Linked DNA regions of Homo sapiens: region 1 is linked to region 2. The links are chromatin loops, found by intact Hi-C in ENCODE. Cell type or tissue: ascending aorta. All regions are shown on one strand. Each heading gives the region's core, and the rest is flanking DNA. Links, peaks and the distances in the headings are about the cores only.

Evidence for each region. A loop is a pair of places that touch in the nucleus more often than their neighbours do. Peaks named below come from ENCODE experiments on the same cell type or tissue, not always from the same donor. Only the 100,000 strongest peaks of a DNase experiment are listed, where the experiment ranks them.
Region 1: a loop joins it to region 2, with 4 times the contacts of the local background. A loop is called at or near these places in 4 of 110 quality-filtered maps.

What each region holds. Positions count from the first base shown.
Region 1 is chr11:113,368,123-113,376,393 of GRCh38, reverse strand. It overlaps a transcript of TTC12 not described here. Among named protein-coding and RNA genes, the nearest start is that of ANKK1, 16 kb to the left of the region's middle. RefSeq lists an enhancer at 2,033-2,327. In ascending aorta, for the core only: a CTCF peak has its summit at 3,869; no DNase peak of the experiment used is centred there.
Region 2 is chr11:113,725,771-113,733,783 of GRCh38, reverse strand. It overlaps ZW10 (zw10 kinetochore protein), which reads left to right. Exons shown (of 16, transcript NM_004724.4): 16 at 1-597. The coding sequence ends at 90. Among named protein-coding and RNA genes, the nearest start is that of TMPRSS5, 23 kb to the right of the region's middle. In ascending aorta, for the core only: a CTCF peak has its summit at 2,674 (motif pointing right); a DNase peak (open chromatin) is centred at 2,703.

The sequences.
Region 1 (8,271 bases), core at 1,124-6,123, 360 kb after region 2:
TATTGGCAAAAGGAGAAGTTCACATAAGCTGCTTAGAAACAGAGTTCATTGGCTCTGGAGACTCAAAGCCAGAATTGGCGTCAGTTCATTGGTGGAGATGCTGTTACTAGGCAAGTAGTCTTTTGAGAGTATCTTTTCTGAATTGCTGTAGTCCTAAAGAATGTCTAGTGATAAACCTGGTCCTAGAAATATGTGCCTATGTATAAAATATAGATCACGAAAAGCATGAGATGTGTGAAGGACGTGAAGGAATTTCTTAGGGGCTTATTTTAGAAAGTCCTTGAAACACTCTTATCTCAAGCAAGCGTGGGTCCTTCTCCTTCCTGCTTTCCCACCTCCAATTTGGTTCTGACAAAAGTGATTTTGTCCTGGTATCTGCAACTTTCACAACGGGTGAATAGAACTTAGGCAAGATAAAAGGGACGAGGGGAATCACGCAGAGGGGGTATTGATAAGGGATCTTTTGGTAATGGTGACAACTCAAAGTAGCTTAAGCAAGAAGGGAATTTACTATCTCACATAACTAAAAAGCCCAGTGACAGCCCAGGCATAGCGGGATCTGAGGGCCCCAGCAGTGATGTCAGGGCTCTCCTCAACTTCATCTCTTGGTCCTGCCTTCCTCTTGTGTTGACTCCATTCTCAGTGAATGGCCTCTCGAGGATGGTATATCATCACTGCAGCTCCAAATGCTCACCCTATCTTCTGAGCAGACTCAGTAAGAAAGAGTTCCTTTCTCCTTTAAGCCTGCAAAACTCTCAGCTGACCTCTGATTGGTACTTTTCCGGTCACATGACCATCTCTGACCCAATCAGTGTAATGAGAGAGATGTGCAATGGTGTAATTGGCTGAGTCCGAATCCCTGTGCACCCCTGGAAGCAGGGCTAGCTAGCATCGGGTCCACTTAAATCATGTGGTCTAAGCCTGGGGTGAGGTGGTTCCTAAGAAAAATCGGGAGAGTGGGCAATGGGCAAGCAAATACCCATTGTCTTATCTACAAGGAAAGAACAAGTCGAAGGCCCAGAACCAAAGAAGTGAGCTGATTGTCTGAGGTCACACCCCTGGCAAGGCCAAAGCTGGAAGCCCCACTCTTAGTTCACACTGCTTCTGAGTGCCCTCAGAAAAAAACCCACTGGGGGCCTTCTGGCCTTCCACTTGTGATTTTCTTTTTTCAATGACTTCGGTTACAGCAGCAAACAGCTTCACTATTTGGAATGTCCTCATTTCAAAAACAGCACACCTACTTTAATTCCTGACGTGAATTTTGTATGATTCCACTAGTTCTAATGAATAAACAAACAAACAAACAAAAAGCACGTATTTCTTTGTTGTTCTTTTAGTGATCCAGAGCCTCAGAGGTGTGGTTCAGCCAGAACTAGGGATCCCAAACGGATTGCGGTTTCGTGGAGAAGGGTGAGCACAGAGAACATCTAAGGGAAAGATGAGGCCAGGTCCATCTAGCCCTAGTTGTCAGAGGTTGTTCGCTGGTGCTCAGAGGGGGTCGCTCCGCCTCCTGATGGGGTAAATAGGGCAGACCAAATTTATCCTGATGTACTTCCAACCTGCCCCTGAAGAGCAAGTCGCAGCTGGGTCTAATGGAAAGAAAGACCACATAGGAGCGAATTTGCTTTAATCAGCCCAGATCCCTTCATTTATAAATGACCGAGAGCAGACCGACAGAAGTCTGAACTTTGAACCTCTGAACTTTGGAGTGATAACTCCTGTTATCCAAGGGTTAAGACGTGGAGATTCTTCCAGGCCAGCCAGGCCCTTCCCTCTATTCTCAGTGGCTATTTCTGTGATACCTGCTATGGGGTGCATGGTTCAGGTTCTAAGGCCCTGACAGCACTAAGGGGAGTTTTTGTATGTGTCTGAGTTATTTTCACCTTGACAATGCCCTGCTAGAATAATAATACATGTGGATGAGAAAAATAGGACTCATTTTTCCCAATGTCATTTTGTACTTTCTAGCACAATACTTGGCACATAGTAGGTGCCTGACAAATATATATTGAATGAATGAGTGAGTGAGGAGCTTTTCAGGAACACGCTGTCATTCAAGTAACTTCACGGAGGAGCTGCTTGATGTACAGGCAGATGCTGGGCTCCTAGCCCATCTGGGGGAGGACAGCAGATCCGGAAGTTTGAATATCTCCATTTTTGCAGAGAAAGCGCCGTGGCCTCCACACGCTCATGCCCACCCCACGCCTCCTCTAATGTGTTGTGCCTGATCAGATGGGAAGGTAATCCTTTGCAGTGGAGAGATTTAAGCTGTTATCTAACAGACTGCGGGTGGATTAACGAGGCTTTCTGATAAAACCTTAAATGGGTTAGTTTCATTTTCCCCTTCGCACTCAGGGAGCAGGTGAAAAGAACTAGCTAGTTGACTGTGTTGCAGTTTGGACCAGAAAATTAATGAAAGGAGAGACAGGGCCAGGCAGCGGGCAGAGAGGTTCAAGGTAAAGGCTGGATTTTGGCACTGGCTCAGCCTTAGGAAATTCTGGACAAGATATTGGATCTCCGGGCCTGTCTTCCCTTAGCTTCAAATGGGAAATAATAATACCTACCTCACAGGGATGTTGTGCAGATGAAATGAAATCTCTGACATGAAAGGCCTTTGAAGAAGATAAAAGCACTTCCCTGTGTGAGGCTATTATTATCATGGACAAGAGACACACTGCAGGGCTGAGGCTTGGCCTAAAACACCAGGATTCTCTGAGACCTTTGAAGGATGGTCTTTCGGCCTACATTTGCCCATGTGGAGAGGGAGAATTGTGGTGGCAGCCACATACTTCCCTGAGGAATGGGAGAGCCAAGTTGTGTCTGGCCATGAGTTTGGAAATAATGCCACGACAGAATGGGAAGTCATGTTCACTACTAGTGACTCACCCACATACTCTCGAAGACAGAGCCAAGCCCAAATTCAAGGTCCTGTCCTCCATAATGACACATGCTCAGAGAAGGGTGATTACAACCCTTCTGTCTATGCCTAATTCTCTTTTTCTTGTCTATAAGACTTCTCACAGGAGAATGAATCTTCTAAATCCTTAATGAATTTAAATTCTAGTTGGAGAGAAAAAATAAAGACACAGAAAAGAATTTCATAACAATGAAGTCATTATGTTATGAATTTAAAAGGCAGCACCACACAAGCCTTCAGGGAAAGGATGAATCGCATGGGTTGGGGACAGTTGCATGTGGAGTGGGGTGGTTGAGTACCTGGTCTAGATCTTGGACCAGTTGCTTAACTGCTTTGCACCTCAGTTTCCTCATCTGTAAAGGGAGAATAATGATAGAACCCGTTTCATTAGACAGATCTGAAACCAGTCAAGTATTTAACAGGAGATACCTATCATTTTTATTATGTTGGGGCTTTGTGGATGTGTAAGATTGGAAGAGAGGAAAGGAGAAGGTCTTTGAAACAGAGGATATAGGAGTGAGTGGAATGCCTGCAGACACCCATTGGGAAGCTGGCCTAAGAGGAGAGATGGTATGGTGGGGAGCTGCCCTTCAACAAACATTGCTCAGGCTTCCCTGAGATGCTGGAACACCATAGTGAGCAATGACACCCAGGGTTGATGCCCAACATTGGCTGGCCTAACTGGGAACAAGAACATGACCCTAAAACCAAGCCTACTTTAAGGCTTGCTCAGATTACGTTGGATGGTTTATGTGCAAAGGCCATGTAGAATTTTATCACTATTATTTATAAAGAAAAATAATTTGAGGGATAATAATAGATATGCTTATTTTAAATTATACCTAAAACTTATGAATCATAGCTCTTACTCATATGCAGTATACGGAATGCATCTATAGCCTACAATAGTTAAAGTACAATAATGTGAGTGCTTTATCAGTAAAACTTCAGAGAATTTAAAAAGCTCTGTGGTCTTACTCCCCCTACAGACACGCATGCACGTATGCACACACACTAAGCAAATGAGTTTGCCCTTTATCTTGTAGACAGTTGTGAGAAGGTGCCTGGGAAGGCGTACAGCATAATGAAAGTGATGTTTCAGAGGATTCTCCTGGCTGCAGTGTGCATGATGGCTTAGAAGGTGGAGTGAGATGGGGAGATCAGCAAGGAGGCTATGGCAATAAGTCAAGTTAACTAAATCCAGCACCTGTCTTTTTCTTATTTTCCCCTGATGTTGATGATACAGTGCAGAATTCAGCAATGCCTAATACCACAGAATGTACATTTCAATCCTTCATGCTCTTCCTGTGCCTGCCCTGTGTTCCATCTAGATTCTCTCGGCCCTCCTTGCCAGCTCAGCCTGCCATTTGGAGGCCTACTTCTTTATCCCCCACCTTTAGGGTAGAGTCACATAGAAACCCTTCCAACCCTGATAAAAATCCTCACATTTAAGAACCCCAGAAAAGAGCATATAGGGATGGCCGGGTGGGGCCATCTATGGAAGTATGCTCAACCAACATGACCACAACAGGAGTGCCCATCTCCTCAGGGCTTCCATGTGCCAAGTACGGTGATGAGAGCTTTATAGAAATCATCTCATTTAATCCCCACAACAAACCTAAGAAGTGGGTATCATATCTCCCCTATTGCCTTTTACAGACAAGGCAATCGAGGGGCTAAGCCACTCACTAAGGTTATGAAACTTAAAACTTAAAGCGAGGTTATGAAATTTAAAGCAAGGTGGAGGAGGACTTTGAGCCTGCACTCCCACCACTGAGCTTCCTGCCTCTCCGGGTCTTGTTGGAGTCCCTACCCCACTCTGGACCATTAGTTCAGAGGGTTCTTGAACAAAGGTAAGAACATTGAAGATACTTCACTTGGCCTTTCTGAGTCTCAGATTCCTTATTTATAAAATAAGGGGGCATGGACTAGCCATTTTGGAGCAATTAATTGTATTTAGACAATGAATCAGATGGACTCCAACAAAGCAGATACAGTCAGCCCTCTGTACCCTCGGGTTCCAAATTTGCAGATTCAACCAACTGCAGATCAAAAATATTTGGGGAAAAAACAATAAAAATAACACTCCAACAATAAAAAATAATACAAATTTTAAGAAATACAGTATATCCACTATTTACATAGAATTTACATTGTGTTAGGTATTATAAGCAATCTAGAGATGATTTAAAGTATATGAGAATGTATGTAGGTTATATGCAAATATGATGCATTTCATATAGGGGACCTGAGCATCCCAGGGCTTTGGTATCTGTGGTATCAATCCCTGGTGGATACAAAGGGATGACTGTAGAGGATTAGATGATCCCTGAATACTTTTCAGCTTGGACATTCTAGGAGCCTTTTCTTCAGCCTCTTGTTCCAATAATTCTCACTATCTTGCTGTGCCTTTGATCTAGTGTAAATCACCTTGCACGTTAACTCACCTATTTTAATGTGCAAATTCATCTCCCAGCAGCAGCGAGATGAATTCCGTGTGTGTGGGGGTGTGTGTATGTGTGTGCTTGTTGCCCGAGGGGAGTTGAGGGATCTAAATGAGCATCCAGAGCTGCTGAAGATAAGAAGCCCAAACATAAAGTTGGGGACAGATGTGACAATGGAGTGATGCTCAGGCTGAGCTGAATCAGCACATCTGGCAGGCAGCCACCCTCATTTAAAGCAGTTCCTTCCAACCCGCTGGTGACAGGAGCCCTGCTCCAGAACTGGGGAGATCTGAGGCTGGGGTGGCTGGCAGAGGTAATCGGCAGCCCACTGTTCCCTGCTTTGCCAGCACCCTAAGGCTCCCTCCTACCTAAGCCAGGGCTGAGCCTCAGAGCAGCCAAGAAAGCCTGATCCAGCCCCAGGGCAAAATCAGACCACAGGGCAGAATGTCTCCAGGGAGAACTCCTTCATCATTTTGCCTTTTTGAAATTGAGATCAAATTAGGAGTCTTATTAAAAGGAAATAAGTCATCCAGCAGCTTCAGGTCACAGAAGCCCAGTGCTTGGCTGGCATGTGGCCACCCACAGGGCCGGGAGCTGCTGGAGGAGGTGGTGGGCAACTGGATGTCCCGCTGGGCTAGCACTCCTCTTTCTAGGGCATCAGGGAGGGTAGGGGGATGCAGCTCTGGGGCTTTAGGAGAAAAGAACTAATGACATCCTGATGAATATATGATTGGAGCTACAGTCATTGCAATCAACAGGTTTTCCTGATTATAAACTGAGGACAAACTGCAAGTAACAGAGGAGTATCTGTTTGCAAAGAGGATTTTAGAGCATTGATCCTAGCACCTTCCACTTCACACTGGGTCCTGTTGATGCCCATGCACCCCTGGCCCCAGGCCCTGACAAGGAGCGCTGCTACCCTATCCCTGAGCCCTGAGTTGCTCTGAACCCCATCCCACCCAAGACCAGTGCTCTCAGGCCCTGCTGCCATGGGGTCATGTAAGAAGGCAGGCTTCTGGCTGGCAGCTGGCTCTTGGGGGATCTTCATGTTTGCCACCAGTCACAGGAGAGAGGGAAAGGTAAACAGAGCCAAATACATGCTTGCCTTCAGTGAGACGGAGGACCAAGGAAGATAAGCAGATCCGTGAGGGTGGGAGGGGGCAGATAATGGGCTCATGGTCATTTCTGTTCTCAAAAAGAGTCGCCATTAAGTAAATACTTTCTATCTGTCAGTCACCTATGCTAGGTACTTCATGTATATTATATCCAAACCACAGAAGGAGAGGTAGGTGTTGATGCTCCCATTTTATAGAGAGGAAACTGGGGCTCTGAGAAATGTGGTGACTTTTCTGCAGGTCACACTTAGTAAGGAGAGGAATGTTTTACATGCAGGAAGAGTTAAGAACACAGCTTGGGGTCAAATTCTGACTCCCCTGCTTCCTGGCTATGTGATCCTGGGTGGGAAAGTACTATTCTGTTTTTATCTTATTTACCTGTAAAGTGGAGATAATACCCACCTCACAGTCGTTATGAGGCTTATGTTAGGGCAGGATCTTCAAGTTTTGATAGGGTGCCTAGTGCAGAGCAAAGGCACAATGCACGGGGGGTGGGGGGGCGGGCATGGTGGCTCGCATCTGTAATCCCAGCACTTTGGGAGGCTGAGGCAGGTGGATCACTTGAGGTCAGGAGTTCGAGACCAGCCTGGTCAACATGGTGAAACACCATATTTCATAAAAATATGAAAATTTGGGATACGGACGCATGCCTGTAATCCCAGCTATGGGAAGCTGAGACATGAGAATCACTTGAACCTGGGAGGCAGAGGTTGCAGTGAGCTGAGATCACACCACTGCACTCCAGCCTGGCCGATAAAGTGAGGCTCTGTTTCAAAACAAACAAACAAACAAACAAACAATGCACAGGCAGGCTTTATTCTTTCTCTCTGCGTGTCTGCAGGATGCCAGTCTATGAGGACCAAAAGCTCATTCCCTGGGAAAGGGAGTCAGCTCTAAATGGGTTTTCTTCACCTCTGATTATTCTCTCCTGTAACGGAACCCTTGGAGAGCCTCTATTTTCAAGTTATTTAGAAAATGAGACCTCTTACTTAAAAAAAGTCATGTGGTATTAAATGTCTTCTTGTCCTCAGAATATTAGGTTAGTGCAAAAGAAATTGCAGTTTTTGTCATTACTTTTAATGGCAAAAACTGCAATTAGTTTTGCACCAACCTAATACTTCTTAGTCATACTTCCCCTCAGTTCTCCAAGCCAAGAAGCTCTTATTTGAACCTATCCTTAAAAAAGTGTTTACAATAGCAGCCCGTGACCTGTTGCAGCATCTCAGCCCCTTCCTATTGTTTCCTCTCAACTCTGAACCTCAGTCCCACCTTGCGGCGCACTGGAACCACCGTCCTCACGTCATGTATGAAGACAGTGAGCAGCTCTGGACTGTCTGTTACCTGCCACCTCTGCTGTGGCTTCAGGATGGTGATGGAGTTCCATCCCGGCCACATCCTCTTTAGGATGGAAAATCCCAGCTCCTCTGCTTGTTGAACCAGAAGACTCTGATTACCTGGAACAAGCCGTGTCTCCAAGGGTGGTGTCGGGGCTCCTGGCAAGTGGAGATGAGGCCTTCTGAAAGATGGCGCTGGTATTTTCCATGCTGCCTGGAAGGTCTGCATGGTAGCATGTGTTAGGGGTAACAAGTTTGGGGCGGTGGCGGGGGTGGATCCACACTGGAGAGGGAGAATACTAGCATGTGAAACATCTCTTCCCACCTGCGAGGAGACAGAGCTTCAGGTGCAGCAGACTCTCTTCCAAATTGGAGATGACTGCTCTCGGCAGGCACTCTGGAACAATAAACATAATAACGTAATTTGACATTCCCCACTCTTTGGGGAAGAGAATACACCT
Region 2 (8,013 bases), core at 1-5,000:
GCGTTCTCTTCCAGTGAAGTAAAAGCTTTAATTCGTGCCTTGTTTCAGAACACAGAAAGAAGAGCAGCTGCCCTTGCTAAAATTAAATAGCTCCATCTTCTTAAGAAAGCTATGTCTTGAATATGTGGATTCTTCCCTTGGCATAATTACTCCCTTAAAGACTTCTTTGAATCGCCCATTGGTTTTGGTGAACCAGTACATCTTGGAAGTTTGACTTTACAGAAGAACGTCTTACCTCCTGGCCTGTACGAGGCTTTGTTTAAGAACTGTTTATTAAGATAAATTGTCAAGTAAAGCACCTCAATTCATTGACTTTCTAGCCATCTTCCTTTGATTAGCTAACAAACTGTCAGGCAGCATTATTTCATGCTGCTTCCAGAGCCCTCTGGGAGCTATATACATTGTAAATGCAGGCCCTAGCTTTGGAACGAGGAATTGGGAGATTCCAGGAGTCAGGGTAGAGAATTTCTGAGCAAATCGGAGATATTTTAGGGGTGTGGAGGAGGGGAAGGGAGGAATGGGCCACCATATTTGGCCTTACAGGAATTAAGGAGACTTCCTGTAATATTTCTTTCCAATAAATATTGCTTTTTACAATTAAGGGTGAGTGTCTTTAATAACATGGGAGCTTTGACAAAAGAGAACAACGAGATTTCTTACATTCTATGCCATCCTTTTTATTGAGGTATATGACCGTCACACAGGACTCACTGACTGGTCATCTTCATTCATCATAATACTACCTGATAATTTCTCAGAATTCTTGGGACTCCTAGGACTTTGTTTAAGCACACATTTTTGGCACTTTTTGCTATTTCAATTAAATTTTATTTTCTTGGTTGGACTTTTCCTCCTTCTCAACACTGTTTCTTTATCTTGTCAAATGGCAAAGGTCTTAAATTGCCAATGTTCCTTTGGAATGTATGTGCCATGACATGCTGACTCTGGTCTTTATAGCCTAATCCTTTATTTGGTGGACATAGGTAATCCTTCAACTCAGCTTTTTGTGTTTTTAACTCCTTGCAGCCATTGGAGGAATATATTATGTTAAGGTTATTCTGAACCTGTCTAGGACTCTGGATTGTATCTCTTCATACTGAAATACAATTTCTTATTCTGAAAAGAGGATAAGGGGTATGACCTTTAGGTCCTTTTGAGGTAGGTGCTGTCTGAAGAAAGTTGCTAATACAAACCTGGCCAACATAGTGAAACCCCATCTCTAGTGAAAATACAAAAATTAGCTGGGCATGGTGGTGGGCACCTGTAGTCCCAGCTACTCGGGAGGCTCAGGCAGAGGAATTGCTTGAACCCGGGAGGTGGAGGTTGCAGTGAGCGGAGATTGCACCACTGCACTCCAGCCTGGGCAACGGAATAAGACCCTGTCTCCAAAAAAAAAAAAAAAAATTGCTAATCCAGTGGGTGTGCTTCCTTAGTCCTCAGCCTTGCAGGCAGACGGTCCTCCAGTTCCTTGCAGACATGGAACAAACTGTTCTTCCTCCTGCCCTTAACCTTTTTCTTAGTTCTGGCTCGGCCCCTTTAATCATGTCATTCTGGTTGCCTAGTCTTTCTTTTTCCTGTTTAAGGGTCATACAAGAACTATTAAGAAAGAAGACTGGTTTTCTTTTTGTGAAAGAATTCAGCTGTGGTTAACAAGAAGCTATTTATCTATATTCTGCATGTCCTATTATGAGAACGCAGAAAAGAATTGTCTGAATCAGCTTTGTTTTTTTGAGGAACAAAGAAGTTGGCTTTCTAAGAGAGGAGGAAGGGCCCATTTTCGCAGGTGAAGAAAATACCCATTTTTGAAAATTCATGTAATTTCAGGTAGCATTACTTTTCTCAGCAATTGAGAGAATGGGGAACTAAGGGTAGAACTGAAATAAATGCATCACAGGGCTATTACACAGAACAGCAGATTTCTTCATAGAAGCTATTCCTGACAGGTACAGCAATTTGGAGGTAGGATCTCTTGTAACTGAAAAGCATGCTTTTCACTCCTTCCTCACAGTAACACAGAAAACTGCATTGCAGCTCTTCTTAGCCTATGCAGATGCAGTCCCTCGGGACTGTTTCACCTAATGAATAGTTTATACTAGGTTGGTGCAAAAGTAATTGCAATTTTTGCCATTAAAAGTAATGTATTATGGCACATGGAGTAGGCAGACCCTATCCTCTTCCCTGGTCAAGGCAATTGATAGCTGATGGTTAAGTGCATGTTCATTCTGGTTAGAGATGAATCATCTAATTGAGCATGTGGAAGTTGGCATGGCAACTGTTACATGACCCTTGAGGGTACCTGTTCTGATGGGGAACCTGAGAATTCCCTGGGATCTTGAGGGTACCTGTCCCACCTGGGAATCAAACTTTCTTTTTTTAGGAAAAGAGTGTAGATTATGGGAGAAGGGGAACTGTAAGGGGCTTGACTCAGTGGATCTATGGGCCAAGTAGAAGAAACCTCCTTCCTAAAGAGCAACAAGAACTATATAAATGACTTTGAGAGATGAAATTCAAGAAAGGTTTCCCAAAGGAAAGTTTTTATTAAAAAGGCAAGTGTGCAAACAGTGTAAATCCATGCAATTATTTGATAATGGTTCCTGTTTCTGTGTGGATCCCGACTTGGTGACCTGTTTTATGGTCAGTTTTGCAAATGCATTTCTCTCTGAAATGGAGATCCTCCAGATGGCACTCTTACCTCAGCCTGGGAGCCTCACAAGGCATCTAGACCTGATCTGTGGAAATGCAAGCCAGAGAAACCTGACCGTTTTACCCTGAGCTTATATTCTGACCTTGGTCAGCTCCGGAAAGGTCATCCATACTCTGAACAACATCTGTACTATATGCTGCAGCACATTGCTCAGCAATCACTTGTGAATAGATCAAACAGTATTTTCTTTCATTAATAACACTGTTAAAGGAGTTTTGGATAATCCCTTTCTCATGCTTGCAAATACTTACGCTATCACTTAAGGCAATGATTCCCAGCTTTTTGGGGGTGGGTTTTATTTTATTGTTTATCTGATTTCCCAAGATTTTGTCCGTCTTCTGAAAGTAGAATGGTACACACAAATATGTGAGGATGTGTGCGTACACACATACACACACACACACACACACACACGATATTTTTGTGATCATGAAACCAGCTCAAGGAAGTAATTTGTTCAACTCCATAGCTGGTTTGTGGAGATGTGTAGGAGTAACTTCTTAGCCATGGGACATAGCTGTCAATGCAGGGAGGGATAAGCCTATTGGAAATTGTCTCATGTACAAAAAGTCTTGGCACCAGGTAGTTCTAAATTGGGTTTTGATGCCCACATTCTCCCTAATCACAAAACCAATTTTAAACATTTGTTATGTGATAAGTTTCTCTTAAAAATAGGCATTTTGCCAAAGCCTAAAATTTCCAAAATACTACAAAGTTCTGGTTTTGAGAAATTTTCCAATTGTTTAATAGTTGAGACAGAAATTCCTCACTTTATCATGAAGAGCTTGGTTAAGAATTTTGTGATAATCACAAGCTATAGCTGGAAATAGCCTTAGATGTCTCAAAATCAAGTTATGAAATCTCTGCCTAGAAGCTGGGGAGGAGGGCAATAATTCTGATGAGCTATGTATAAGTTTTTCACTCCTCTTCAGAAATTGGGTGCCCTAGTTTTTTTGTTTAGCTCATGAGAGTAGGGTGGGAGCAGTTGGGTCTTAGCTACTCTAGCTATTGAAGAAGACAAGGCCAAAGACACCTACACCCTCCCTTGCCACAGGCTTCTAAGTTGTTCTTAAACTTTCTGCATTCATTCTACTTACATTTATTGAGTGCCAGGCATTCTAGTCACTGAACTACAACCAAAAAAAACAAAACAAAACCTCAAAACAAAAATTTCCTGTCCCTCTGGTAATTTAAATTCCAGTGATGAAAGATAAACATGAAATATATATATGTGTATATATATGTGTGTGTATATATATATGTGTGTGTATATATATATATATATATACGTTTGAAGATGATAAGTGCTAGGAAAAAGTAAGCATACGGTGATGAGGATTAGGAGTTCCAGAGAAGGTGGAGCAAAGGGGCGAGCTGCAGTTCTCCGTAGGCGGGGCAGAGTGCATCTCCTTAAGAAGGTGAGTAAGCTGTGTGGATGTCTGGGTGGAGACAATGCTAGGGAGAGAGACCAATTCTTGCAAAGCCTGGGGTGAGAGGAGCATGTCTGATGAGCTCAGGGAATAGCAGAGAGTGAGGGAGCAGGTAGGCAGCAAGGATGCTAGAGCAGTAACAGGAAGAGAGGAGCAAGATTGTGTCAGGCCTTACAGACCAGTGTAAGAATTTATGTTTTGTTTTGTTTTGTTTTTAAACTCCGAGTTAAATGGTAAACGCTTAGTAGCTTAGGAAAAAAAAAACACACTAAAAAATGGAAACATAAAAGTAGAATAGTATGGTGAACCCGTGTACCCATTACTCAGCTTCAACAATTATTATCACGTGGCCAGTCATGCTTCATTGTGCTTATCCTACCTCCCTTCCCCTGAACCCACAAACACAGCAGATTGTTGAAGCAAAGGCCAGGCAGTGTATTTGAAACTCAGGACTCATTCCATAGTCTGAATGTTGTTTCCTGTGCAGTTTTCTCTTGTGGCATCCTTCTTTCAGCTTTCGCTCTTGTCATTCCCGCTTGCCTCTGCTCCCAGGAGCTGTCTTCCTTCCTCCTCTTGCCCCCAACCGCACTTCTCCACTCAGGCTCATCCTAGTATCTCCACTCCACTCCCATTCCCTGAACATTCAGTATTAAATAACAGACACCCCCAAAGCAGCTGACAGCTGACTCATGCCTCCACTTCCCCTTTGTCTGCTCCTTTCCTCTGCCTCAGCCACTTGCTCTACCTAACCCAATCCCATAGCTTCTGGGTGTTCAAAATCTGCATGGGAGGCTTTCCTCTTACTGATTGTTTGATCAGAGAGTATATCCCTTGTACTCTTAGAACCACTTTATCTGGGGTTACTTTCACAGAGAATCCCAGAAGGCATGGTTACCCAGCTTCACCTACTGAGTCCTAGGACTTGATGGCTGCTGGAGTCTGGGACTGGCTTGGTTTAAGGCAGAGCTACCCCTTCCCTAAGATCTGTCTGAGTGGAATGGTCGGTAGTGGAGCAGCCACTGGCTGGCTTCTGTTTCCCATTCCCCATTCCCTGCTTTAGAAATGATGCTTTAAAAGAATATGAATCGTTTCTATTTGCATGAAGGGTTCCATTTATGCTTGATTACCGTGCAGGATGATAAAAATTATGTATAACATTAAGTGTGTCATTCACTATTATAAATTTCATTTAATTTCAATACTAAGCTCTGTTCCTAAACACAGTCTAGTTTGCCATATCTATATCTACATTATTGCTTAAAACTAAAAAAATTAGAACTTTTGCTTACCAACTATTTATATAGTAATCTGTTCTAAGATCGTTTGTAAAATTGGCTTCAGTTGCATTAGTCTGAAGTCACAGTAGATCTTTTGCCCCCTTTTTGAAAATTAGAGTATTTGCTCATCTCAAGGACTATGTAACATGGTTTTGTTATTGCATTTGCAGTTTCTTTTATTTGTAAGTCCCATAGGATATAATTTCTCTGGGTCTGGTATTGTGAACTCACTGAAAACCTAGGTTCTCTTTTCCTATTTTATTTATTTATTTATTTTGAGACGGAGTCTCGCTCTGTCCCCCAGGATAGAGTGCAGTGGCGTGATCTCAGGTCACTGCAACCTCTGCCTGCCGGGTTCAAGCAATTCTCCTCCTTCAGCCTCCTGAGTAGCTGGGATTACAGGCATGCACCACCATGCCCAGCTCAGTTTTGTATTTTTAGTAGCGATAGAGTTTCACCATGTTGGTCAGGCTGGTCTCTAACTCCTGACCTCGTGATCTGCTCGTCTCGGCCTCCCAAAGTGCTGGGATTACAGGCGTGAGCCACCGTGCCCAGCTTCTTTTCCTATCTTTTCATTTATGTTAGGCTTCATTTTCCTCTCAACTACATTCGTTCTAGCCTTTTCAAGTTGAAGGTCATTCTCGATAGAGAATATAAAAGGAAAATACTGCTTGAGCCCTTCAGCTTTCTGTCATTAAAACTTTTTTATTTAATTTAAAACTTTTTTTTTTTTTTGGCAGAGCTGGGTTCTTGCTTTGTTGCCCAGCTGGTCTTGAAGTCCTGGCTTCAAGCAATCTTCCCACCTCAGCCTCCCAAAGTGCTGGGATAACAGGCAGTGAGCCACTCTACCAGGCCTCTGGCATCTCCTTTTTTTTTTTTTTTTTTTAACATCAAGTCATCAACTTCAGGCATAATCTCTTTCTTGTTCCTCTTCTTTCACTGACCATACTCCCTTCTCCCACCCCAAATTCCTTGAAATAATGCTTTTCTGGCCTTTGATTTTCCTGTTATTAATTTTCCACGTTCAGGCTATTCTTATAGTTTTGCTTACGAAGGGACTGTTTGTTGTCTTGTTTATATTGTCATAGAATGTTATAGAATTTATTGCTGGTTTCCACCTGCAGCTGCAGTTCTGCTTTTTATTGTATCATCATATTTTATTTTATGGTCATATTTTCCATTTGAAAACCTCCCTTCTCACTCCCCTTTTCATCCATAGTACGATGTTTTTCTATGACCGTGAGATTATTCTTGGCATTTTTCTGTGCTCTTTGAAACATGGTTTTCTAAAGCCAGGGCCTATGCCTATGCCACAGCATGTCTTCCTCACCTATTGTGAAATTTGCAATATTTTGCTAACTGATATTTTGGATAAAAAATTCCCTCTCCTTTGATTTTCTGAAAGGTGGTTATTAGCAAGGCAATTAAAAATCACATTGGACATTCTGATTTTTAGCAGAGTGGGACCTCTAGCTAACTAGGGAGAACTGAAATCATCTATGTCAATTTTTTGTTAATTTAAGAAAAATATCAGCCACCTCTTCTAGCTGGCTGGGTGGTGCCGCAGTACATGCATATGGAAGTATTAGTTCTGATTCTTTTTTTTGTTTGTTTCTAATCACCCCAAGTGCCTGGTTGTTTAATGTTCACTTTATCAACTTGTGAGAAATTAACTTGGGATCCCTAAGAACTCAATAGATTCTTAGTTTTTATTTGGCTTTTTTTTTTTTTAACTGATTTCTGCCAGCAAAGCAGTAAGAAGGAAAGAATAGTTCATTTAGGAGGAGAAGCAGACCTATATGACAGTGTTTTTTTTTTTTTTTTAAATAAAGATAAAGTTATGGTCTCATTGAGAGAAAATGTTATTCTTCCAATGAAGCAAAGTTAGCAAACACCTTCTTTTTAAATTTGCGATGAAGTTTGCTTCAGAGTATAAGAAAAGGGCTCCTGAGAAGCCCTTATTCTTAGTTCTCTGTTTTTTAAAAATCTAATCTTGGGAGAGATTGTTAGGAGCTGTGGGCGGAATATGTGGGGATCAAAAAAGGAAGGGGAAGAAAGGCACAAAGGAGCTTGTTCTGATCCTTTGTAGGATTTTTGCTGTGGCTACCTGCTCTACAGGACTTAGATAAGCAGACAGGTGAAAGAGGCAGTGTTAGGGGGGTGAAGCGGGCTGTAGGGTCATGCTGACTGGGGTTTCATACCTAAGTTGACATTTACTTAGCTGTGTGACCTTTGGCCAGTTACATATTCTCTGTCAAGACTCAGAATCTTCATTTGTAAAGTGAGGATAATAATATGACTCAGAATATGAGCTGATTAAGTGAGGTAATCTATGTAAAACACGCAGCACAGGGTAGGGATCATAAAAGTCAACTCTGTTCAGCACTTAAAGCTCAGCGCACACAATGCAGAATTTAATAACATAGGCAGTTCTCCAACTAAATTGGAGCTCCTTGGAAGGCAGGAATAGCGTCTAATGCTTCTCTTGTTGTGGAGCTGGGAAGAGAAGCTTAATAAATATGGGCTGATTTGAGGTCACTCCATACAATGTGTGGCAATGCAGCCCGAATAAAGAGAAAAGAATGGGGGTCCCTTTGTGGTG